Regions from separate parts of the Mus musculus genome. Here regions 2 and 3 are each linked to region 1. Evidence: chromatin loops called from intact Hi-C (ENCODE). Cell type or tissue: heart. All regions are shown on one strand.

Evidence for each region. Peaks named below come from ENCODE experiments on the same cell type or tissue, not always from the same donor. Only the 100,000 strongest peaks of a DNase experiment are listed, where the experiment ranks them.
Region 2: a loop joins it to region 1, with 3 times the contacts of the local background. A loop is called at or near these places in 16 of 42 quality-filtered maps.
Region 3: a loop joins it to region 1, with 3 times the contacts of the local background. A loop is called at or near these places in 8 of 42 quality-filtered maps.

Annotation. Positions count from the first base shown.
Region 1 is chr10:79,784,046-79,792,045 of GRCm38, forward strand. It overlaps Prss57 (protease, serine 57), which reads right to left and starts at 4,940. Exons shown (of 5, transcript NM_001042710.1): 1 at 4,798-4,940; 2 at 3,313-3,466; 3 at 1,710-1,854; 4 at 301-564. The coding sequence starts at 4,897. In heart, a CTCF peak has its summit at 57 (motif pointing left); DNase peaks (open chromatin) are centred at 4,546 and 5,736; H3K27me3 peaks cover 1,906 bases.
Region 2 is chr10:79,690,995-79,698,994 of GRCm38, forward strand. Gzmm (granzyme M (lymphocyte met-ase 1)) reads left to right here. Exons shown (of 5, transcript NM_008504.3): 2 at 1,827-1,986; 3 at 3,130-3,268; 4 at 3,357-3,623; 5 at 3,993-4,267. The coding sequence ends at 4,166. Among named protein-coding and RNA genes, the nearest start is that of Gzmm, 6.0 kb to the left of the region's middle. In heart, a CTCF peak has its summit at 4,399 (motif pointing right); DNase peaks (open chromatin) are centred at 3,027, 3,387, 4,487, 5,237 and 2 weaker places; H3K27ac peaks cover 2,195 bases.
Region 3 is chr10:79,709,316-79,717,315 of GRCm38, forward strand. It overlaps Bsg (basigin), which reads left to right. Exons shown (of 8, transcript NM_009768.2): 3 at 356-512; 4 at 743-825; 5 at 945-1,087; 6 at 1,323-1,605; 7 at 1,941-1,965; 8 at 2,179-2,664. The coding sequence ends at 2,242. Hcn2 (hyperpolarization-activated, cyclic nucleotide-gated K+ 2) reads left to right here and starts at 7,319. Exons shown (of 8, transcript NM_008226.2): 1 at 7,319-7,904. The coding sequence starts at 7,354. In heart, a CTCF peak has its summit at 3,303 (motif pointing right); DNase peaks (open chromatin) are centred at 166, 2,790, 3,346 and 5,862; H3K4me3 peaks cover 1,989 bases; H3K27ac peaks cover 1,019 bases; H3K27me3 peaks cover 3,168 bases.

The sequences.
Region 1 (8,000 bases):
TGCTGTCATCTTTTAGGACCCCAGGCCTGGGGAGATATCTGTTGCGCCCCCTACTGGACGTGCCTCGTATGTTTAGACATACATCTCCTGGGCATTTTTGTGCAGGATACATAGAGGCTGCGGAAATGACAGTAACTCTGTATGATTCTCAATCACCCGTCACTTCCCTGGGCCTCAATTTCTCCATCCAATCAAACATTAATGGGACTCAGTTCTCAAAGGTAGCCTGCTTCCAACTCTGACCCCTTTTGGGTGCCTCGGTTTTCCCATATGGCAAGCAAGCGGGATGTAGAATCATACCGAGCAGAAACCACGCCGCCGGCGGTCCCCACTGTGAGTGCAGAGCATGGCAGGATTCAGCTGGCCCTGCCAGGAGCTGTTGCAGACACTCAGATCCAGTATGCGCACCTCGACTTCCATCAGTCCAGGCGGAGGCTCCTCAAAGTCAGACACGAAGCCCCAGCCGGATACATGGCAACGCGTGCCCGCAGCAGGTGGCTTAGCATTTCTCCGAGGCAATCGTAATAGCCTCACAGCGGGGCCCAGGACAGCAGAGCCGTTCAACTGCAGGAAGAATGCTAGATTCAGTGCCACCCACTCTCACACCCGACTCAGTGTCCCTATGGTGTCTAGAATCAGTAACAGATGTGGTCCACCCTCCATCAGACACTGCCTCCAACTATACCAGGCAGCTCCATCATGGACCAAGGATATTACCTTCCACCTCATCTCGCAGAGTCCTCCTCGCTTCTCAGCCCTCCATAACTCCCCTTGTCCTTGGGGTGAAGGCTCCTGGCCCCACCGGTGATTCCAACCCCCTTGCGAGTTTCCCAGCTGGAGTACCTTCCCATTGAGCCTCAGTTTAGACATCACTTCCTTCAGGAGGCCTCTGAAACTCTGCAGTGCAAACAGGCACCTCGGGACCCCTGTGCACCCAGTTAGCTGTGTAGCTTTGCCAGGTGGCTGCCTGGGGCCTCGGCCGGGTCTCCTGCCACACAGCTGAAGGGTGTGGAAAAAATGACCAGACCCAGGCACATCTCGATACACTTCTACCTAAGTTTCCCCATTTTCCAGCCTCAGTTTCTTCACTTGTACTGGGGGTCAGGTGACTCTAAGGGGTCCTAACCCCAGCCTCTGGCTGTGGAAACCCTCATTCACTCCTGTTTTGTCCTAAAATACAAAAACAAAACCAAAAAAACCTCACCACCACACCCTGAAGCCCACAGTCCATGGAGGGCTTGCAAAGGTACCTCCTGTAGGCCAGCTCTGAGACAGACACACCCTCGAGAAACAGAACCCAAGGGGTTCTTGGCTTTGGTTCTTTTGTTCTGACAGATGGAAGCATGGAGGGCTTAAGGCAGTTCAGATGGATGACAGGATTCAGAGACCCAGGCCTGAGCTCATAGCAGAGCCTTTTCCTAGCGTGAAAGAAAAGGGTCCAGGCTGGTTGTGGTGGTACTGGGGAGGCAAAGGCAGGCAGATCTCTGTGAGTTTGAGTCCAACCTGGTCTATATAGTGCTTCAGGATAGCCAGAGCTGTATAGCAAGACCCTGTCTCAAAAAGAAAAGAAAAAAAAAAAAAAAAAAAAAAGGAAAGGAAAGGGAAGAAAAGAAAGAGTTCATCCCCAGCCCCACAAGTAAATTAAATGAATAAACTCAGAAATCAGATGAGCCCTGACCTGCCAATCACCCTGCTGCAGCCCAGCTCACCCTTAGCAGGCAGATATCGTTGGCCTGTGTGGCAGGCTGGAAATCAGGATGGCTGACAGCAGCTGCAATGCTAAATGTCTGCTGTGTGGGCTCTGGGGCGAGCAGTGCGTGGGCCCCCAGCACCACCAGCCCCATGGAGGGGTCCCTGCAGGCCAACAAGAGGAACAAAGTCACCAAGACTGCCCTGAAGTCATGAGGTCATACAACCCCACCCTCTCCAGGCAGCCTCCAGTCCTTGCAGTATTAACTTCCAGAGTTATAAAAATAAGCTTAAATGGAATACAATAAACCTTATTTGTTATAATTCTTAATTCCATAATACTATTTTTTTTTTCGAGACAGGGTTTCTCTGTATAGCCCTGGCTGTCCTGGAACTCAGTTTGTAGACCAGGCTGGCCTCGAACTCAGAAATCCGCCTGCCTCTGCCTCCCGAGTGCTGGGATTAAAGGCGTACGCCACTGCGCCCAGCCATAATACTATTTTGTAGCACTGAGTATAAAACTCAAAAACCTCCCAGGCTGGAGAGATGACTCAGCAGTTAAGACCACTGACTGCTCTTCTGGAGGTCCTGAGTTCAATTCCCAGCAACCACACATCTGTAATGGGATCCAGGGCCCTCTTCTAGTGTGTCTGAAGAGAGCAGCGGTGTACTCATGTACATAAAAATAAATAAACAGCCAGGCAGTGGTGGCACAACCCTTTAATCCCAGCACTTGGGAGGCAGAGGCAGGCGGATTTCTGAGTTCAAGGCCAGCCTGGTCTACAGAGTGAGTTCCAGGACAGCCAGGGCTACACAGAGAAACCCTGTCTCGAAAACCCAAAATAAATAAATAAATAAATAAATAAAATACATCTTTTAAAAAAAAAGAATTTAAGGGGCTAGAGAGATGGCTCAGTGGTTAAAAGCACTGACTGCTCTTCCAGAGGTCCTGAGTTCAATTCCCAGCAACCACATGGTGGCTCACAGCCATCTGTAATGGGATCTGATGCCCTCTTCTGGTGTGTCTGAAGACAGCTCCAGTGTACTCACGTGCATAAGATAAATAATAAATCTTTAAAAAAGAAAAGTGAATTTAAAATAAATAAATCTTAAAAAAAACCAAACAACCCTAAAAACCTCATGCTTCTCACTGAGCAAGCACTCTACCTGACCCCATCCCCACCCCTCACTGAGGGTTCTAGGCAAGGGCTCCACAAATGGGCAACACCCCCAGACTCTCACTTGGGGATTCTATGCGGGGCTCCATCCCTGAGCCACACTCCAGTTAAGACCTCTACTATTTAACTACTATCCTATAACTGTCTGTCTGTCTGCCTATGGAGACATGGTTCCAGACTGTAGCTAACACTGAGCTTCATTTTTCCATCCCCCTGAGCCAGCCTCTGGGTAGCTGGAGTCCCCGGACTGTGCTGCTCTCCCCACAGTTAATGTGAGTCCAAACAGTAGCACATGTCGCTTGTGTCGAAGATGATCATAGTTATTATGTTTGATTGTTATCACCAGAAGTGCCCGGGCGTGGGGGTAGAGAGTTGGTCCTGTCTGTGTCACATCCTGGCTTCCTGATGGCCTTAAGTTTATCCCTCAGTGGCCCCAGCATGTCACCTGTCACTGAAGCAATGGGCAGCTGACACCACCCAATGGGTATGAATCAGGAAGCCTCCACAGTAGTGATGGCCCTCGAAGCTCACAGAGGCCATATAGGGCCGGGAATGTGGCGTTACCTCATGGCCTCCAACAATGTAGGACCCACAGCAACCTGGAAGAGGTGGGGCAATGTGAGAGACAAGGACAGGACAGGTAAATCAAGGGCAATGGAGCACAGCCCTGGCAGGGAGTAGGGGTGGAGGCTGGGCTGAGAGGAAGGGGCAAACCTAGAGGGAGGCATCCAGGAAGCAAAGGCAGGAGGATCTCTGTGGGTTCAGAGTCAGCCTGGTCTACATGGAGAGTTACAGGCCAGCCAGGGCTACATGATGAGACCTCGCCTAAGAGTGAGTGTGTGTGTGTGTGTGAGAGAGAGAGAGACAGACAGACAGACAGACAGAGACAGAGACAGAGACAGAGACAGAGACAGAGACAGAGACAGAGACAGAGACAGAGATGAGACAGACAGACAAAGCCAGTCCCAGGCACCCTCAGCACCACATAAGCATGGTGTAGCAGTGCAGGCCTGCTGTTTCAGAACTCTGGAAGTGGAGGCAGGAGGATCAGGAATTCAAGGTGATTCCCTTTTCAGCTGCCCAGCTATTTCAAGGTGCCTGGACCACGAGAAACCCACTTTACTTAAGAGAAATAGAGGGGACCAAGTGGTGGGGCACACCTTTAATCCCAGTGCTTGGGAGGCAAAGGCAGGCAGATTTCTGAGTTCGAGACCAGCCTGGTCTACAAAGTGAGTTCCAGTACAGCCAGGGCTACACAGAGAAACCCTGTCTTGAAAGCAAACAGATAGACAGACATGGATGGATGGATGGATGGATGGATGGATAGATAGATAGATAGATAGATAATTAAAGACTGAGGCTAGGAGACCTTTTGGGCCTGTGATAGGTTCAGCAGGCAAAGGCACATGCTACCAAGCTTGACAATCTGAGTTTAATCCCAGGAACCCCTATGGTAGAAGGACAGAATCGACCCCTGCAAGTTTTCCACTGGTTGTGACAAGCACTATCTACATGTACTCTCTCAAAATAAATAAATGTAATTTTTAAAAAATAGGAGGCTTGGAGAAATGGCTCGTTATTTAAAACCCCTGGCTGGTCTTACTGAGGACTTAGATTCTAATGCCAGCATCTACATGATTGTTGGAACCGACTGTAAATTCCAGGGGATCTGATGCCACCTTCTGGTTCCTCCAGGTACTGCAGGCATGCAAACATACAGGCAAAACACTAATACACACAAAAATAAAAACAAAACAAAACAAAAGCTAGGAAGCCCAGTCTCCACGATCTTGTACCTGAGGTGGCTGAAGTCCCTACTGGCTGCCCCACCCCCACCCCATAGCCTCCTGCCTGAGCAAGAGTACACGTGCATCCTGTGTGGGAGCCTGGTCACCTTGGGTAGGGTCTAATGGCCATTTGGAGTTCTCACCAGGGAGCCACATGAGCTGGGTCAGGGCAGCTGCTGTAGTCAGCACCAGACAGTGCCAGCCTCCTCTTGTCCCAGGCACCATAGCTGTAGAGGATGGCATCTTTCTGGTGAGGTCTGCAGGTGCAGGAGGCACCCAACGGTTCAGTCCAGAAAGTTGTTCCGGGTCTGTGGTCTGTGGTCAGAAGGTGGAGCAGGCACTTCTGGAAATCAGGGGAGGCCACGTTACTGTTTCTTGTCTCCAACTGTGCTGCTCATGAAAACCCAGAAGTTTAGAAACAAGATTGGTTTGTGAGCTCAAACTCCCCTTGTACCTTCCTACTAGATTATCTGGCCACTGAACGCATTCAGACCTTCTCAGGGGACAGTCATCCTGGAAGCACCAACTCTGCTTATCTGTCTGTCCCCAGCCAGGTAGCCCAGGAGCAAGCACCTTGACCCTTGACCTCAGTTTCCCCATCATGAACCTGAGGTCAGTGAGGACCATAAAGCTAGTTCTTTGGGGAGGGCTCTGAGTTGGGCTGACTTTATTGCTTTTACTGAGGTCCTACTGTATACCATACTTCCTTGGAAGAACTGGGGACATAGCAGAGAGTGACCCTAAGGTCTGGAGTCCAGAGACCACCCATCAGGATATGTGCTGGGCTTGGGTTTCCTCGTGGTGGGGACCTTTGGGAGAGAAAGTTCAGTTATCTGGCCTCTAATTCAATACGCTCTTGAACTAGCTATCCAGCTGAGAATAGCCCTGAACGCCTGCCTGCCTCTCCCTCCTCTATCCTCCAAGTGCTAAGGCCACAGGTGTTGTCTACCATGGACCCACGTAAGGTGGGAACATAAGCTTCCCCTAGGTTGTGAGATGGAGCCCAGAGCACACACTGGCTGGGCTTGTACTGGTCCATGCTTGTTAGCAGATGCTGCAGCTTTAATTAAGTCTGCTACAGGCTATGCCCTAGTTGGCCTGTAGGACCCACCCCAGGGCTGATGCAAATGGTAGGTACCTAAGAGCAGAGAGGGGCTTGGGTGAACTCAGGGTGCACAGTGGTCCCAGACAGCTCAGGAAGGGGAGAGGGCTCAGGGTCAGCAAGGGCATCCTGCAGGAGAAGGCACTGTTGTCTTAGCAACAACCTCCCAAAAGGGTCACTCCATCCCCCACTGAGGATGCAGGGGGAAGCTCTGCACCATTGGCCTTTGAGGGAGCCAGGGCTCAGGAAGGTAGTAGTGACCAGACACAGAGCAGGAGGGGAAGGAGGGAGAGACCCCAGAGAGCCAGGGCCAGAGGAACATAAGAGAGTAACAGAAACAGGTGAAGGTGGAATGAGACAGAGAGGGAGGGGAAGACAAAGACAGAGATAAGGACAGAAAGAAAGCCAAGCCTGAAGAGGATGCATACCTTTAACTCCAGCTCTCTGGAGACACTGGCAGATGGGTCTCTGAGATTAAAGCCAGCCTGTTTTACAGAGTGAGTCCTTGCCAAACAAAAAGCAAGCAAGCAAGCAAACAAACAAACAGAAAGCAGGTCTGGGGAGAAGGCTTAGCAGTTTAGAGCACTGGCTACTCTTCCAAAGGACCTGGGTTTGGTTGATAGCACTCACATAGTGGCAGTGGATCTGTCCCCACTTCTGGCTCCTGTGGGTACTGCATGCATGTGGTATATACACACAGAAAAACACTCAGAAAATAACAAATAAAATAAATGAGAGGGAGACAGAAACAGAGATGAAGACAGCGATATAAAGAGAAATCAGCGGGGATGACGACAGAGAGTGGGAAGGTGTGTGATGCAGGGTGGGCGCGTGCCTTTAGTCCTAGCTCTAAGGCAGAGGCAGGCAGATCTCTGTGAGTTCAAGGCCAATCAGGTCTATAGAGTGAGTTCCAGGACAGCCAGGGCTACACAGAGAAACTGTGTCTCAGGGGGGAAAAAAATCGCACAGCAAGTGCAGGAAAAGTTCAGGCTGCAGACGCAGGAGCCCTGTTGCTTCTCTGTTTCCTTCTGCTTTGATGAATGGTTGTGAAACCATCTTGCACTCACCTCAACTGCCAACTGCCAAGCTCCCAGCAGCCATCTGGACCCTGGCCTGGCCTGAGAAACCCAGGAAGGGCTCCCATCTCCGTTCTGGGGCATCTGGGAACCCTTTGAGATATTAATTAATTTATTTATTTATTTATTCACTGCCTGATTTTTGTGTTTTTGAGACACTATGTGTATATAGAGACCCAGTGAAGATCTGTCAGTGGCTTTGACAATGAGAGACGAATGGTGTGCAAGGCTCAGACATGCCCCCAGCTCACCAACCAGGACGTTGGCTCTCCATTTCCTCCGACTCTCCTGGAAGTGGCTCTCTTTTTCTTAGACAAGGACTCAGGTAGCCAGGTTGCCCCCAAACTCACTATGTAGCCAAGGATAACCTGGGACTTTTATCCTCTACTTCCCAGGTGCTGAGGTGACAGATTTGTATAGCCACATCAGCTCACTTCGGGCTTTTTTCTTTTTAAGATTTATTTATTTATTTATTTAATATATGTGGTGAGTACACTATTGCTCTCTTCAGACACACCAGAAGAGGGCATCATATCCCATTACAGATGGTTGTGAGCCACCATGTGGTTGCTGGGATTTGAACTCAGGACCTCTGGAAGAGCAGCCAGTGCTCTTAACCATTGAGCTATCTCTCCAGCCCATAACTTTAAAAATACATATCAATACATACACACATACACATTGGTCTCCCTAGGTAGCCCAGGTGGGCCTGGCACTTGTGGTCAGGGAGACTCGGCATGTGTCACCATGCCCAACTCCAGCATCCCTTACTTTTTAATACTTGATTTTGCTTGTATGCATGTTCTGTGTGCAGTGTAAGCACATGCGAGTGGGGCATGGAGAGCAGCCCCAGCTCTCCTTCCTTACCATCTATCTGATTTTCTAGGGCAGGATCTCTCCCTGGCCTCAAACTTGCCTTGTGCTATGACGGATGGCCAGGGAACCCCAGAATGCTTGTGTCTCCCCTTCCCCAGTGTTGAGCTTACCACCATGTTGAGCATGCCACCATGTGGGTAGGGATTAAACACAGACCACTGCTTGCACAGAAAACGCTTCAAATCTTCTTTTTAAAATAAATAATTCTTTAAATATTTTTTTAAAGATTTATTTATTTTACCTATGTGAGTACATTGTCACTGTCTTCAGACACACCAGAAGAGGGCGTCAG
Region 2 (8,000 bases), 93 kb before region 1:
GGTGAAAAGCTATTCAGTTGTGGGTGGTAGCCACAAGTTGTATAGACAGAGGTCAGCCTGCCAGTTTGTGAACTGGGCCCTGCCACTTGGTGACACTTTCTGTGACACTTTCCCAGAGAATATCCGGTTTCTCTTTAGACTTGGTTTGAGTTTTTTCGTCGTTTTTTTTTTTTTTTTTTTTTTTTTTTTTTTCTTCAAGAATTGCTGGACTGAGCTGGAATGATGGCTCAGTTAAGAGCGCTGACTGCTCTTCCAGAGGTCCTGAGTTCAATTCCCAGCAACCACATGGTGGCTCACAACCATCTGTAATGGGATCTCTTCTGGTGTGTGTCTGAAGATGGCTACAGTGTACTCACATAAATTAAAAAAAATTGCTGGGCCAAGGTAGTACAGCAAGCCTTTAATCCCAGCACTCAGGAGGCAGAGGCAAGTGGATCTCTGAATTCTTGACCAGCCTGGTCTACAGGCAGCCAGAGCGACATAGAGAAACCCTATCTCTAAAATAAAGCTTCAAGAATTATATAGAACAAAGAACTCTGCTCTCTTCTATGTGTAAAGGCCCTGGGATGGGCAGCAGATCCATCAAAGTATTGATGGGCCCTTAAAAGCTGCCTGTAACACCTGTGGACTGGCCATGTGGCTCTGAGCAAGGTGGGGTCTCCAAAGCATGATGGAAAGGAGACTTTTGAGTTGGATCACAAATTCTTATCAATACTTATTTTAAATTCTGTTTGTTTTGTTTTGTTTGAAACAGTTTTCTCTGTGTGCTCTGGCTGTCCTAGAACTCCCTCTGTAGACCAAGTGGGCCTCAAACTCAGAGATGCCTCTGTCTGGACTGAGACTAAAGTCTGGCTTATTTAAAATTTTTAATCTGATCCTATTTCTACCTCCCCAGGGCTGGGATAACGGGTGTGGACCACTAGACCTGGATTCTGTGGTTTGGAGGGACTGGAACCCAGGGCTTTGTGTATGGTAGACAAGCGTTCTACCCACTGAGCCCAGCCTGGTATTCTATATCAACCCTTCAAAGAAGTTTGCAGAGAAACAATTCACACAGTGCACAGCTCACTGAAATTCAGAAGCCACACAAGAATGGAGACACTCCCACATCCCCCAGGAACACTCATGCCCACACCCTAGCACCCGCAAATCCACATCCTGTCAGAGTTTCACAGTGACTTTTTGTGACTGATTCTCCCCCAAGCATCATATTCTCAAGGCCCTGCCAAGTGTCAGAACCCCACTCCTGTCTGTGGCTATGTAATATTCCAGTGTGTGAGCAGTGTGAATCAGTTCCTCTGTGTGTGTGTGTGTGTGTGTGTGTGTGTGTGTAAGGGTGAGTGCAATGCCCAAAGAGGCCAGAAGAGGGCACCTGATCCCCTGGATCCTATGGTTACCAAGGAAGGGCATATGTTTATATGTGTACATACGTATGTACACATATATATATGTGTGTGTGTGTTGTATGTATGTATGTATGTATGTATGTATGTGGAAGGGTGAGTGCAATGTCCTGAAGAGGCATCTGATCCCCTAGAGCTGGAGTTCCAGGTAGCTGTGAGCTGCCTGGTATGGGTGGTGGAAAGTGAACTCAGTTCTCTGCCAGAGCAGATAGTTATCTTACCCTCTGAGCTCCTCATTCACACTTTAAGCCTGGCCTCTGACAGCTGAATAGTGTCTGACTGAGTCTTGGAGCCCTGTGGCGTTTGGGCAGGGATCAGTGGGGACTTCAGACAGCTGACCTGCCAGATTCAGGTCTTCCAGGCTCAGCAGAAGGCCAGGATGCAGCACCTCCAAACAGCCCTTCCCCACCCCCTTCTTTTCAGCAGGCAACAGATTTGAGACCCAGATCATTGGGGGTCGAGAGGCAGTCCCGCACTCCCGCCCATACATGGCCTCTCTACAGAAAGCCAAGTCCCATGTGTGTGGGGGAGTCCTTGTGCATCGGAAGTGGGTATTGACAGCTGCCCACTGCCTGTCTGAGCCGTGAGTATCCCTCTCCATGTCCCACAGTGGCTGCAGGCACTGAAGGACTTATCCCAACCCTCTCTAGGCTGTATAGGCTGTGGGTTCAGGTTGGGTGGGTCACGTGGTACAGGAAAGGACACCTCCTTCCAATCCTTTCTGTGACACCTGGTAACTTGTGAAAGCCAGCCTTCCAGTAAGACATAGCCAGCCAGCCAGGCGTGGTGGCACATGCCTTTAATCCCAGCACTCTGGAGGCAGAGGCAGGCGGATTTCTGAGTTCGAGGCCAGACTGGTCTAAAGAGTGAGTTCCAGGACAGCCAGGGCTATACAGAGAAACCCTGTCTCGAAAACAAAACAAAACAAAAGAAATTATTGGAAAAAAAAAAAAAAAAAGCCGGGCATGGTGGTGCATGCCTTTAGTCCCAGCACTTGGGAGGCAGAGGCAGGCAGATTTCTGAGTTCGAGGCCAGCCTGGTCTACAAAGTGAGTTCCAGGACAGCCAGGGCTATACAGAGAAACCCTGTCTCAAAAACACCAAAAAAAAGACAGAGCCATCAAGAAGCCACTAAATAAATAGATCCATCTTGATAGGGCTGGTAGAATGACTGCTCATGCCGGTCTCACCCTCAACACTAAAGAAAACAGGAGCCCAGAGCAAAAGGAGGCAGCTCTTGGGTGTGACCGCATATGCAGTCCCAGCTCTCAAGGAACCTGAGGCATGTAGATCTCTACCTGACCTGCACAATTCCAGGCTACATAGTAAGATCTTATCTTAAAGCCAAAAGGGATTATTAGCTCATGTGTTTCAGAAGGCTAAGCTTCAGCTTGATCCAGGTATTTATCTGAGGTTCTCTCACGTGGCTTGCAAGTGTGACATAGGAGTCTTATGTAAAGAGGTTATTTCTCTGTAGTGTGGACAATGCAGGAAGGCAACACAAGTTGACGGACCCGCAAGCCTAATCACAGACGAGAGGCTGCAGGTGGGGGATGGGTACTAAATTCCCCCAATCGGGGCTGGGTGAGAGCCAGAGAGGAGGACGGAGAAGATGGGAGATGTCCTGCCAGGTGTGGACTGGGGAGGCTGCCATGGATGTGTGGAAAGGGGGGAATGGCAGTTCTCAGGCTGTGGGCAGTTGTGGGTGAGCAAGGTTTGCATTGCAGGCTACAGAACCTGAAGCTGGTGCTTGGCCTGCACAACCTCCATGATCTCCAAGATCCTGGCCTCACCTTCTACATCCGGGAAGCCATTAAACACCCTGGCTACAACCACAAATATGAGAACGACCTGGCACTGCTTAAGGTGCGGGCGAGATGGGGTGGGGTAGCTGAGGGCCTGCCATAGTAGCCTGGCTTCTATCTGCCACTTACTGATTCTCCTGTCCCCACAGCTAGATAGACGAGTGCAGCCCAGCAAGAATGTCAAACCACTAGCTCTGCCAAGAAAGCCCCGATCCAAGCCGGCAGAAGGTACCTGGTGCAGCACAGCTGGCTGGGGAATGACCCACCAGGGTGGGCCCCGGGCCAGGGCCCTGCAGGAGTTGGATCTGCGTGTGCTGGATACCCAAATGTGTAACAACAGCCGCTTCTGGAACGGTGTCCTCATAGACAGCATGCTATGCTTAAAGGCTGGGAGCAAGAGCCAAGCCCCCTGCAAGGTGAGAAGGATGGCCTGTAGGCTTGGCCTGGACAGCTGCCCCAACCAGCCTCTGACACCCTGGGGAGTGGAAGGAGGGTGGGACTAACATTCACCTCACTTCTCAGACACGGAAACTGGGAGGGTAAAATACCCGTGTCTAGGTTGGAAGTCAGGAAGCCGGAGAATTGTGGTTTGAAATCCAGTACCATAGATTAGGCATCTGGGCCTAGAGCAAAGGCCCTGGGGTACAAAGAGGAGAGAGAAGGGAAAGGAAGAGGGAAAGAGACAGGAAGGCAAGGGTGCTTACAAGAGGCCCCAGCACCTCCCAGGCCCCTGTTCCCCAACTGCAGGCACAAAGGCTGACTTGTGTGTCCCTCACCTCATGCAGGGTGACTCTGGAGGGCCCCTGGTGTGTGGCAAAGGCCAGGTGGATGGGATCCTGTCTTTCAGCTCCAAAACCTGCACAGACATCTTCAAGCCACCTGTGGCCACTGCTGTAGCCCCCTACAGCTCCTGGATCAGGAAGGTCATTGGTCGCTGGTCACCCCAATCTTTGGTCTGATGTCCCAGATCATCTGGGACACCATTCTTGATAGCGGGGGCTGGGAAGGGACTAGGTGTGCCTCTGAGGACCAATAAATCCTGATATATCTGTTGAGTCCACCCCTGTCTGCCTCTGGCTTCTGCAAACCTCCATTCCCTCTATAATGATGAAGGTGACCCTTCAGGATGGCTGTCAGGAGAGTCCTGGGACACAGGCCTGCTGGGAGGCAGAGCAAGAGCAATTGCAACAGTGTGGCCAGCAGGGGGTGCAAGCTACCCTCTGTGTCTATCACATGAGGTGGGAGGAGATGGGAGGCTTCACATGGAACGTCCCCAACTTCTGTTTTACTGACACCTCGACAGGAGCAGCCAAAGTGTCACTCCAGTGGGTATCAGTAGACCCAGCATCGGTTCCAGAACATTCCATCACTGTGCTTCCACCTCACACGAAGCCCAATCCCCGCCCTGCTCCGCACAAACCTCCCTGGACTCTTCCTGCCTGCCATGTCCGCTCATACTGGATGGCCTTTGTTTGTGTCAAGGTCTACATTGAGCTTGATGTCCTCAAAGTCCCTTCTTATGGTGGTGGGGGTAAGACCCTCCCTCCTCTACCTGGTTTCCTTGGGCTCTAAATTAACTGGACAGAAAAATGCATTGGCAGGAAAGAAACCATCACAAGTCTAATAGAGAAGTTAGTGCCAAGCGTGCCTGGAAAACATGGCCCTCAGCCCAGTCCTGTCAGCTCTGCCATCGGGAGGCTGAGGTAGGATTGCTTCCATTCCAAAGTCAACCTGGGCTGCCTGCGAAACAGCCTGTCGCAAGGTGGGGGCCACCTATCTCTGCAGCCTTCTCCCAGAACATTCTTTTCTTCCTTTGAGAGAGAGTTCCACGCAGCCCAGGCTGGCCTCAAACACCCTGTGTCTAAGGTAGCCGAAGATGACCTTGAGGTCCTGGTGTGCCTGCTTCCACCTCCTAGATGCTGGGGTGACAGGCGTGTTCCACAAGCCCTCTTGAGCCTGGTGCTAGGGAGCATGCTCCATTGCGCTAACCCCCTTCTCTCTTGCACAAAAAGAGCTTTGTGAGAACAGGAAGTCTGTAAAAGGCCAGCCAGGAGTCAGAGGGCGGAATTACAGCATTGAAGCTTAAATGCCTTGGACGGCTTATTTTCCCACCTGCACTTTGTCCCAGAATTCTAAATTGGCTCAGCCTCGATCTCTACCCTGCCCTAGGGAGGATCCCACCTGCCTCACCTGGCTTCTGGACTCTGGCTGGCCCTGGTTCAGTCAAATAGGTTTCAAAGGTATCAGCAGATTAGCTGGGGTTTATCGACAGAGAAGGGCATGCCTGGAAGCAACAGATCTGGGAGCCTAGCACGCAGGAGGCTGGGGTGGGCAGGGCAAGAATTCCAGAGAAGCCTGGGCTGCAGAGCTGGACAGACCACTCATTAGTTAGAGCGCTGGCTGCTCTCAGAGAGGACTCAAGTCTGACTCACACATGGCGGCTCAGAAACACTTGTGACTTAGGTTCAAGGGGACCAGATACCTTCTTCTGGCCAGCCTCTGAGGCAACCTCCCACCCTATAGAAATAAATCTCAAAAGAGTGAGTAGAAGCACAAGACTCAGAACTTCAAGGCCATTCTCTGCTACTTAGGCATGTGAGGCCAGCCTGGGCTACATGAAACCATCATCCTGCCTCCACTTCCCCAGTGGCAGGCAGATATCACATGCTTTTGCTCTATGGAAGCCCATGATGTGCTAGAACTCCTACCAAGTAAGTCCTAGGCTAGCCCTATCTTTCTCTTTTTGTTTATTTTTTTCTTCTTCTTCTGTTTTCTTATTCATCTATGATTTTTTGAAGCAAGGTCTCTGAATCCCTGGATTCCTCTATATAAACCAGGCCAGCCTAAAACTCACAGAAATCCTCCTGCCTCTGCCTCCTCAGTGCTGGGACTAAAGGCATGCAGCACCATACCCCATTCTTTTTCATCTTTGAAATGAAGTCTCTCTCCAGCCCAGGATATTTCTTGGTTATCCTGTTCTCCCACCTTCAGAGGGAGAGAATTAGAAGTGTGAGTCACCAAGTATGGCTCACTTCATCCTCTGTGACATCTGAGCTCTTCCCTCTGGCCCTTCACAAACACTCACAAACAGTCCCCAACACCTAGGTTGTGTGTGCAAGTTAACCTTGGGCGTCACAGAAAGTTGTTTTTAATTTTCTTGTTTTGTTTTTGTTTGTTTGTTCTAAGACAGGGTTTCTCTGTATAGCCCTGGCTGTCCTGGAACTCACTCTCTAGACCAGGCTGGCCTCAAACTGCCTCTGCCTCCAGAGTGCTAAGATAAAGGCCTATGCCATCAGATCCAGCTGGGTTTTTTGAGACAGGGTCTCTTACTGGGACCTGGAACTCACTGAATTAGCTAGCCTGGCTATCCAGTGATTCCCAGGGATCTACCTATTCCACACCCCCATAGTCTCCACCCCAGTACTGGTTTTAAAAACCCTTGACACCACTCCAGGCTTTCTCTGCAAAATTGAGCTCAGATCCTTACGTCTGTGCAACAGACACTTTATTCCTTGAGGCTGAGCCAAAAGGTGGTAGCACACTTCCTTAATCCTCCAATTGGGAGGTGGAGGCAGGCAGAACTCTTGAGTTTGAGGCCAGCCTGGTCAACAGAGCAACTTTCAGGACAGGCAGGGCTACACATAGAAACCCAGTCTGAAAAACAAAACAAAACAAACAAAATAATTAATAAATAAATAGTTGATGTTTATCTGTAAACCCTCAAACACTCATCCATGGTCCCTTCTCCCCTTAGAGGTGTGGTGGTCTCTGTCTCTGAGTGTTGCTCTAGCAAGGTCGGTAAAGCCTAATGTACAGAAGGAAGTGGCCAGTTGGGCCTCAGCCACCGGCCTAAACACGCACAGCCACCAGCTGGCTGGACTTCCTCACAGCTCTCAGGCCCCCACCAGGGTTCTGGAGCAGCTTCAACTGGACACAGATCAGAGGTGCCAGGCCTGTGAGGCAGGCAAGTTGTTTTACTGCTGCTGTCGAAGCCTCCTCAGCTGTTGCTTCCTTCTAGTAGCAGTCCCACCCATCCCATGAGGAGTAGGAGTTCAAAGGCCGACCAAAGACAGGAGCCGGATGGGACCTACCTTAGCAGATAAGCAGCAATATGGAGCTCGGAGTTCCTGCACCACCTGGCAATGCCATGAGGTTGTTCTCTTCTCTTCTCTTCTCTTCTCCTTTTCTCTCTCTCTCTCTCTCTCTCTCTCTCTCTCTCTCTCTCTCTCTCTCTCTCTCTCTCATTGCCTAGTCTGCCCTTGAGCTCACAGTGGCAGTCATCCCCCTGCTTCAGTTTCCTGGGTGTCAGGATGACAGACATGCACCAGCACACCTGGTTTCTCGCCAGGACAGCACCGGTTAGCCCCTCAGCTTCTGATCCCTAGATACCACAGGCTGAGGACCTAAGGAGGCTGGGGCCAGGGCCTGGGAGGTAGGACAGGACTCAAGAAACATCTCACTGGGAAGAGCCAAATAGAAGAGCACCACCGGACAGCTAGTGGTGTCCTGGTGCCATGGCAGTGAACATAGCAGAACACAGGCAGGTAGCCTGGCCCTCAGGGTTCAGCGCGCATAAGCAGCTGGCATGGTGGCTACTTTTCTGTTGCTGTGATAAAACACCAAGACCAAGTCAACTTATGGGAGAGACCGTTTGTTTAGGCTTACAGTTTCAAAGGGTTAGAGTCCACCATGGTGGGTCACCCTGACAATAGGTGCCAAGCTGAAACAGTGAACGAAATCTCCACACCCACCCATGGTGACATACCTCCACCAGTATGGTCGCACCTCCTAAA
Region 3 (8,000 bases), 75 kb before region 1:
CCCCTGCCTCCCCTGTGATTGTCTGGCAGGGGTGGGGTCTGCTGCCCAAGTGTTCGCTCTGACTGTCTACTGCAAACCTGAAAATTCCAGCCAGACTTTGCAGAGCCCTCTGGGGGTTTAGTGTCCAGTTCTGAGTGACGGTCAGATAACAGTGAGGGGACCACATGGCTGTGGGAGCAGCAGGCGGGGCTTGGGCAGCTGCGTCTCTTATCTTGAAGTGGTTTGTAGTGCAGCATCAGCTTGCTTTAGCCGTCTGGGGCTGTAGACTGTCAGCCGCTGTGATTCCAACAGCAGACCTCACAGAGTGGGGCTGACTACTATGCTGAGCTTATACTCTTTCTCCCTGTGGCTTCAGCGGGCACCATCCAAACCTCTGTCCAGGAAGTCAACTCCAAAACACAGCTTACCTGCTCTTTGAACAGCAGTGGCGTTGACATCGTTGGCCACCGCTGGATGAGAGGTGGCAAGGTACTGCAGGAGGACACTCTGCCCGACCTGCATACGAAGTACATGTGAGTCCACAGTGCTCAAAGGACCCTGTCCTGATGCTGTCCATGGGGACCTGCCTCCATCCTGACGTGTAGCAGTGCCAGGCTCCACACAGCTCTGGATTGGCTGGGTGGCCTTACCTGTATAGCGTGAGAGAGCCCAAGGCCCTATGATCTGCACAGAGAGCCCTGGTGGGGAGGTGGCCACCATGCCTTGGGAGTTCCTTACCTCACCGAGGCTCTGTCCCCTGCAGAGTGGACGCAGATGACCGCTCTGGGGAATATTCCTGCATCTTCCTTCCTGAGCCTGTGGGCAGAAGCGAGATCAATGTGGAAGGTAATCTGTGGGAGTGGTGGGGGCGGGCCAGGAGGTGGCTGGCGTGAAGGCCAGGGACTGGTGTTGGGGCTGAGAGCAGTCTACAACGTGCTTGGGCATCAGGGTTCTCATCCTCACAGGGCCACCCAGGATCAAGGTCGGAAAGAAATCAGAGCATTCCAGTGAGGGAGAGCTTGCGAAACTGGTCTGCAAGTCCGATGCATCCTACCCTCCTATTACAGATTGGTTCTGGTTTAAGACCTCTGACACTGGGGAAGAAGAGGTAAGGGCTGTGAGGCTAAGGACATGGAGCTTGAGTGGTGCCAAGGACCAGGCTGCAGTGGGAGCATGAGGTTCTGGACATGGGGGTAGGGGAGGCGGCAGAAGGGGCACCGGGTGCTAGGAATGGGAGTGGGGATAAGAGCATCAGAGGGGACACAGGAGAGGACGCTTTGGTGTGGGGATCTGGGACAGTGTAGGACAGACTCTAGCATGACATGACAAGCCCTTCTCCCTAGGCAATCACCAATAGCACTGAAGCCAATGGCAAGTATGTGGTGGTATCCACGCCTGAGAAGTCACAGCTGACCATCAGCAACCTTGACGTAAATGTTGACCCTGGCACCTACGTGTGTAATGCCACCAACGCCCAGGGCACTACTCGGGAAACCATCTCACTGCGTGTGCGGAGCCGCATGGCAGCCCTCTGGCCCTTCCTAGGCATCGTGGCTGAGGTCCTGGTGTTGGTTACCATCATCTTTATCTATGAGAAGAGGCGGAAGCCAGACCAGACCCTGGACGGTGAGCAGTCCTGGGTCTGGGTGAGTGGGTGGGATGCCCTCAGTGTGTCCACCTGGAGGAGAGTGGGGTCTGCTTGTAGCTCACCCTCCTCCTTCCTCCATCACTTGGCCACAAGCTGCTGTCCTCTGGGGAGCTCGCTGTGAGGACTTGGGGCTGTGGGTGCCTCTAGCTGTACACTGCATGGCGAGCTGGGGTAGGATGTGTTGGCCTCACCATGTGTTGATCATCTGATGTACGACACTTCTGCAGCACCATGAGGGTGGCAGTGTGGGGCCAAGTTCACACGAGCCCTGACACATGTCCTTTCTCTTTCATGTGGCTGCTCCTGGCTGCAGAGGATGACCCTGGCGCCGCCCCACTGTAAGTCCAGCCACTGTGGGCTCTGGGGAGCTAGCTGTGTGTCCTATAGAAATGGGGGATGCTCTGGGACTCAATGTGTGTGTCCATCTTTCATAGGCCTCAGTAAGTTCAGGGAAGGTGGATGGCTGCTGTTGAAATAATGGCCAGATTTCAGTGGGGTTGAGGCCAGCCCTGTGCCTGTTAAGAGTAATGAGCCCTGTTTTGTATCCCCAGGAAGGGCAGTGGAACTCACATGAATGACAAGGACAAGAATGTACGCCAGAGGAACGCCACCTGAGTGGTGGGGCAGGCGGGGGAGGGGAGGTGCCCAGGGTGCCTGACCCCAGGCCAGCGTCTACCTCCACTCCAGTATCCCATCCTGTCCCGATTTGAACCTACCCAACCCAACCTATCCCAACCCAAGTGAAGACAGAGCCTTACCTTACAGAAAACCCACCTGGAAGAAGCAAGCCACTTGCAGCCCCTGTTTCTAATTTAAACTAAATGAGGTTTCTATGCAGACAATCCATTCCTTAGGGGTTTATGTTTTTATTTTTCCTTCCCTTCTGAAGTGTTGTCACTACAGCCCTGTGGAGTGGGGGAATGGGGCCTTGTCCTTGGTCAGGAGGGAAGGCCAGTGCATGCTCTGACTTACTGTTGGAGGGGGCTGGGCCTGCTGGAACCCCCCCAAATAAAGACCTACCCCACCATGTGTGTGTCACTACTTGAAACTTCAGGACCCCATCTTAAAGGGAGAATGAGTGTTGAGGTCATATACAGGAGGGGTTGTTGATCAGCACGGCCTGGGGCACAGGTAAGTGCATGGTCCCTAGACCAGTGGTTCTCAACCTTCCTAATGTTCTGAACCTTTAATATAGGATATCTGGTGTGACCCCTTTGAAAAGGTTCTTCAACAGCACCCCCTAGGGGTCCTTAGAAGTTGAACCTGCAGGTACAGCCTTAGTCCTCATGGGTGTCCAAGAAAAGCTGTCTTCATAAGAACACTGCTGACCACCACTGATGTCCTGTACAAGCCTAGTACTGATCTGGCTGGTGGGCACCAGTGGGAAATGGGCAGTCAAGGGACTTGCTGGCTGGTTTTAACTCTTAAATTTTGGGCAGGGGTCAGGACAGGTGTATGTGGTGGTATAGTCTGACTCCAGAGAGACAGCTTTGATCCCAGCAGAGTACATCCCAGAGTGGTGGTGGTTAAGGGAGAGAAGTCGGGGGGGGGGGGGGGGGGGGAGGCGGGGCGATAGCAGACCTTTCTGAAGACTCCCTGAGGTAAAACAGGCCCTCCGCTTCAGGCCAAGGAAAAATTCCTCAGACACCTCCCTGGCCTTCCAGCCACTAGAGGGCGCTGCACTTTAGTCCACTGAGGAAACCGGTGCCCTAGACCCAGCCAAATGGCTGGCTTATCTTTAGTACACACATGCAACTGCATATGTCTGGCACCTCACCCTCTTGTGGAGTTCTTAGAAGAACAGGAGAACCTGCTTAAGGCTCAGAGTCATCCCTGACTACACAAATGTCCACATGGGCCTGTGTAGAGAGAAGCCTAGGGCAACCACTTCCAGCAGTGGTGACCTATGGTGTGTCTGGGGTTCTGTCCATTAAATCAGGACACCCTCACCTCTGCAACTGCAGGTGCAGCCCCAGTCCTCACGCACTTCCCTTGGGGTCTCAAGGCAGGTACTGTGGGTCTTAACATCTGGAAGACAGGACACAGGTGTTTAGAAAGTAGTTCTATTTAGGGGTTCACCTCCAGAGCAGTAGTTCCCCCTTGAGAAGCAAAGGGGCATATCCACATCTTTCAGGCTGTCCAAACAGCCCAACCAAAGCCTAACAAATACTGGCTGCTTGCCCCTCGGCCCAGGATAGCACAGGAGCAAATGTTCAAACATGACCCTAAAGGCTTCTCAGTTCCTGAGATGAGATGGGTACAGGGTCAACTTTGTCAGAAACAGGACAGCCTGGAAACCACAGGGACTTGAGATCCAGCCTCCAGCTGGCAGGCAGAGACAAATCCCAGGGCCTTTGTAAAACAAAGACTCATTGATGGGGTAGGACTCAACATGGACTCAGCAACTCACTGGTCATTTCTGCTCCAAGCAGACGTCTGTCAAACCCTCTCCAGCCCTTGGTCCACCTACTCAGTGCCATCCTAGTCCATAAGGCAGTGTGCAAGTGGGCAGGAGGACCAGACAATACATAGCAGCACTGAAGTTTGTAGAGGCCATGACTGTGAAGTCTCATAGATGGGGGCTCATGGTGAGCCAGTTTCTCCACACCCCAACTGGGGCCTGGGGGAGAAGCACCCAGGCCAACCATAAGTGAGTAAGACAGGCTGGCGAAGTGATGCACACCTGTTGGCACTCTGCAAAGTGGAGTCAGAAGGATCCGTTCAAGGTCACCCTCAGCACATACTGACTTCTACAGCCTATGTCATATGAGCCATTGTCTCCAAAAGACAAAAATAAAATATAGCCATCCTCCCTGGATGTGCATATGCCAAAGAAATTGAGACCCCAGGAAGATGTGCAGTGGACACCCAGGCTGTATGTGTGTAGATCAGAGCCTGAGACGTCCCTTTACCTTCAGGTCAGGAAACCCACAATGCAGATCCTGGCAGCCAAGGAGTCCAACTTTGGCTTGCTGAATGCTGTTAGGGCAGCTTCCCCATCTGGTCTATGCCTTCCCTGGCCTGGCCTGGTTCTGACTCAATTCAAAATACCCCAGAATCGTGAATAGGAAATGACTGGTTAGTGTTGGGAGGGCAGGGAAGAGTCTAAAGGAGACCCTTGAAGCAAATGATTTGGTCCCTAGGGTTATTGGGTTGTTGATTTATTCGCTTGGTTTTCTAAAGGTCATGATGAGGTTGTGTACCTGTGTGTGATGGGGGAGCTATAGGGCTGAACTGAAGTTACAGATGTGTACGATTGATTAACCGATTGATCAACCATTGATTAACTGATTGACAGGGTCTCATCAAGTAGCACTGGTTACTCTGCAGTTCACTATGAAGATCAGGCTGGCCTCAAACTTAGAGACCCCTCCCAAAGGCTGGGGTTGAAACTAGAGAGTAGAGAGGGCTCAGCAGTTTAAGAGCATTTATGGCTCTTGCAGGTGATCTGGGTTTGGTTCCCAGAATCATTCATAGCTCCAAATCGCTCCAGCTCCAGGGGAATCCAACACCCTCTTCTGGCTTCGTTAAGGACCATGCTTGCATGTGGTGTACATACATACATACATACATACATACATACATACATACATATATACATACATACATAATACATACATACAGACCGACAGACAGAAAGACAAATAAAATGAGACAAATACATCTAAAAGACAAAAACGTAGCTAAATAAGTAAGGACAGCTCCTGAGTAATGACACCCAAGGTTGACCTCTGGCTTCTGCACATGCACACATACACACACATACACATCAGCCCTGAGCCACTCACTTACTGAATATCAGAAAAAAACCTCATGTGTCAGCATGGACATGGGGAGACCAGGTAGCCACAGCTAGTTTCTACTCGTTGAAAGCACCTGGCTCAGGGCTGGAGAGATGGCTCAGTGGTTAAGAGCACTGACTGCTCTTCTGAAGGTCCTGAGTTCAAATCCCAGCAAACACATTGTGGCTCATAACCACCAATAATGAGGTCTGACGCCCTCTTCTGGTGCATCTGAAGCTACAGTGTACTTAAATTTAATAATAAATCTTAAAAGAAAAAGAAGACACCTGGCTCTTTTTAGAATCCTTTGTGAGCCCAAGGGCTGCCTGGCAGAGCAGTCTCCTGGCATGGCAGGTCCTCTGCCAGCCAGTAGCCATGCTGCCTCCTCCCCTGCACTCAACCACAAGTCCTGGAGCTCTGGCGACCTGCCCAGCTGACATCTTCCCAGGGTGAACATAAAAGATCCCCCTTCATCTGGAACAGGCATGTGCCCTGGGGCGGAGCAGCCTGGCACTGTCAACTGTGATGTTCAAAAGTGGAGGCCAGAGGGGTGCCAGGGGCAGCTCCAGAGTCCCCGGGGTCGGGGCAGCCCATCTGTGTCAGATGAGGGCATGCAGCTGGCATGGCACATCCAACATCACTGGACACCTACTGTGAGCAGACAGAAGTCATAGCCCCATTCTTGAGACACTCAACCAATAGCTAAATATGAGGTCAGGCCAGAAACAGTGAAGGCTGTAGGGACCTTGATGACCCATAAAGGGCTGGAAGGGTCCAAGAGAAGTTAAGAGGGACCCAGAAGATCTAAAAGGGTCTAGAAAGGGTCCAGAAGCATCCAGGGGAGTTTGTAAAAGGTCAGAAGGATTTAAGTGAACTTAGGGTCCAGGGAAATAAGGGAGAATCTAAGGATGCCCAGAGGGGACATAAGAAGGTCCCAAGAGTCTCCTGAATGAGAACTTTCTTCCCACCAGTTCACAGCTATTCTTCCCCTGTATTTCCTCCCTTCTCCCCAACATCCTGTCATAAAATCCTCTCCACTCTTTGGTGAAGAAGGGTGGGAATTTAGAGTCAGAACTAGTGTCACCTGGCTCCAGCCTCAGGCCACAGCCTTAGGACCCCCAGGAGCCAATGTCTCCCCGGACCTGGGGTAAAGTGTGGAATGTAACTGATGCCTGAGTCAAGGTGGCAGAGAGTAGGGGTCGGGTATATGTACAGAGGCAGAAGTTGAACCAGGATCCCCTGGAGACCGCTAAGGACTACCTAACCTGGGATCCTCACTTTTTAAGGGAGAAGTCGCCAGAAGCCACAGGAGTCTTGCTACTGTTTTTGTTGCCTGACCATGCCTCAGTTTCCCCACAAGTAGGGCTTGGAGATGGGCTGAGATTAGAACCCAGAATGATCTCAGCCCTTCTCACAAATATTCATAGGTTTCTGCCTTGGAGGCGGTGAAAGCGACAGAGCCAGAGATATGGTAGCCTCCGGGAACACACTTTTATTATGGAATCTGCCACCTTGAACCGAGAAAGGAGTTGGCACCCGAGGGGTGAGCGTCAGCGGTTGCCCCGCCCGCGGTGTCCTCGAGATCGCGGAGGAACCCCAGAGTGGACCAGGGCTTGGTCTGCATCGTGCGTCAAGGCAGGGGCCCGCCGGCTGGGCTCTGTGACCTTGGGTTCGTCCTTGGCCTCAGTTTCCCCCTGGGGAACCGAGCCTGAGCGCATCTCCAAGGTCTCAAGGGGCTGACTGACCTTGAGCCTGCTTGCTGGCCAGAGCCTCAGTTTCCCCATCCATCCCTGTGTGGGGTGAGGGTGGTTCAGGTGGAGGCGGGGCTCCCGCCCCCGCCCCTCCCCCGCAAGCAGAGGCTCCACCCCCGGCTCCGCCCTCCCTCGGGCTCGGCCGGCGGCGGCGGCGGCCGCTCCGCTCCGCACTGCCCGGCGCCGCCTCGCCATGGATGCGCGCGGGGGCGGCGGGCGGCCGGGCGATAGTCCGGGCACGACCCCTGCGCCGGGGCCGCCGCCACCGCCGCCGCCGCCCGCGCCCCCTCAGCCTCAGCCACCACCCGCGCCACCCCCGAACCCCACGACCCCCTCGCACCCGGAGTCGGCGGACGAGCCCGGCCCGCGCGCCCGGCTCTGCAGCCGCGACAGCGCCTGCACCCCTGGCGCGGCCAAGGGCGGCGCGAATGGCGAGTGCGGGCGCGGGGAGCCGCAGTGCAGCCCCGAGGGCCCCGCGCGCGGCCCCAAGGTTTCGTTCTCATGCCGCGGGGCGGCCTCCGGGCCCTCGGCGGCCGAGGAGGCGGGCAGCGAGGAGGCGGGCCCGGCGGGTGAGCCGCGCGGCAGCCAGGCTAGCTTCCTGCAGCGCCAATTCGGGGCGCTTCTGCAGCCCGGCGTCAACAAGTTCTCCCTGCGGATGTTCGGCAGCCAGAAGGCCGTGGAGCGCGAGCAGGAACGCGTGAAGTCGGCGGGGGCCTGGATCATCCACCCCTACAGCGACTTCAGGTGCCGCCTCCGGGAGGGGCCCGTCCTTGGCGCGCCCGGGAGAGGGCGGGGCGCCACGTCCCGGATGGTGACCTCGGGGTGGTGGCAGTTCGAGTC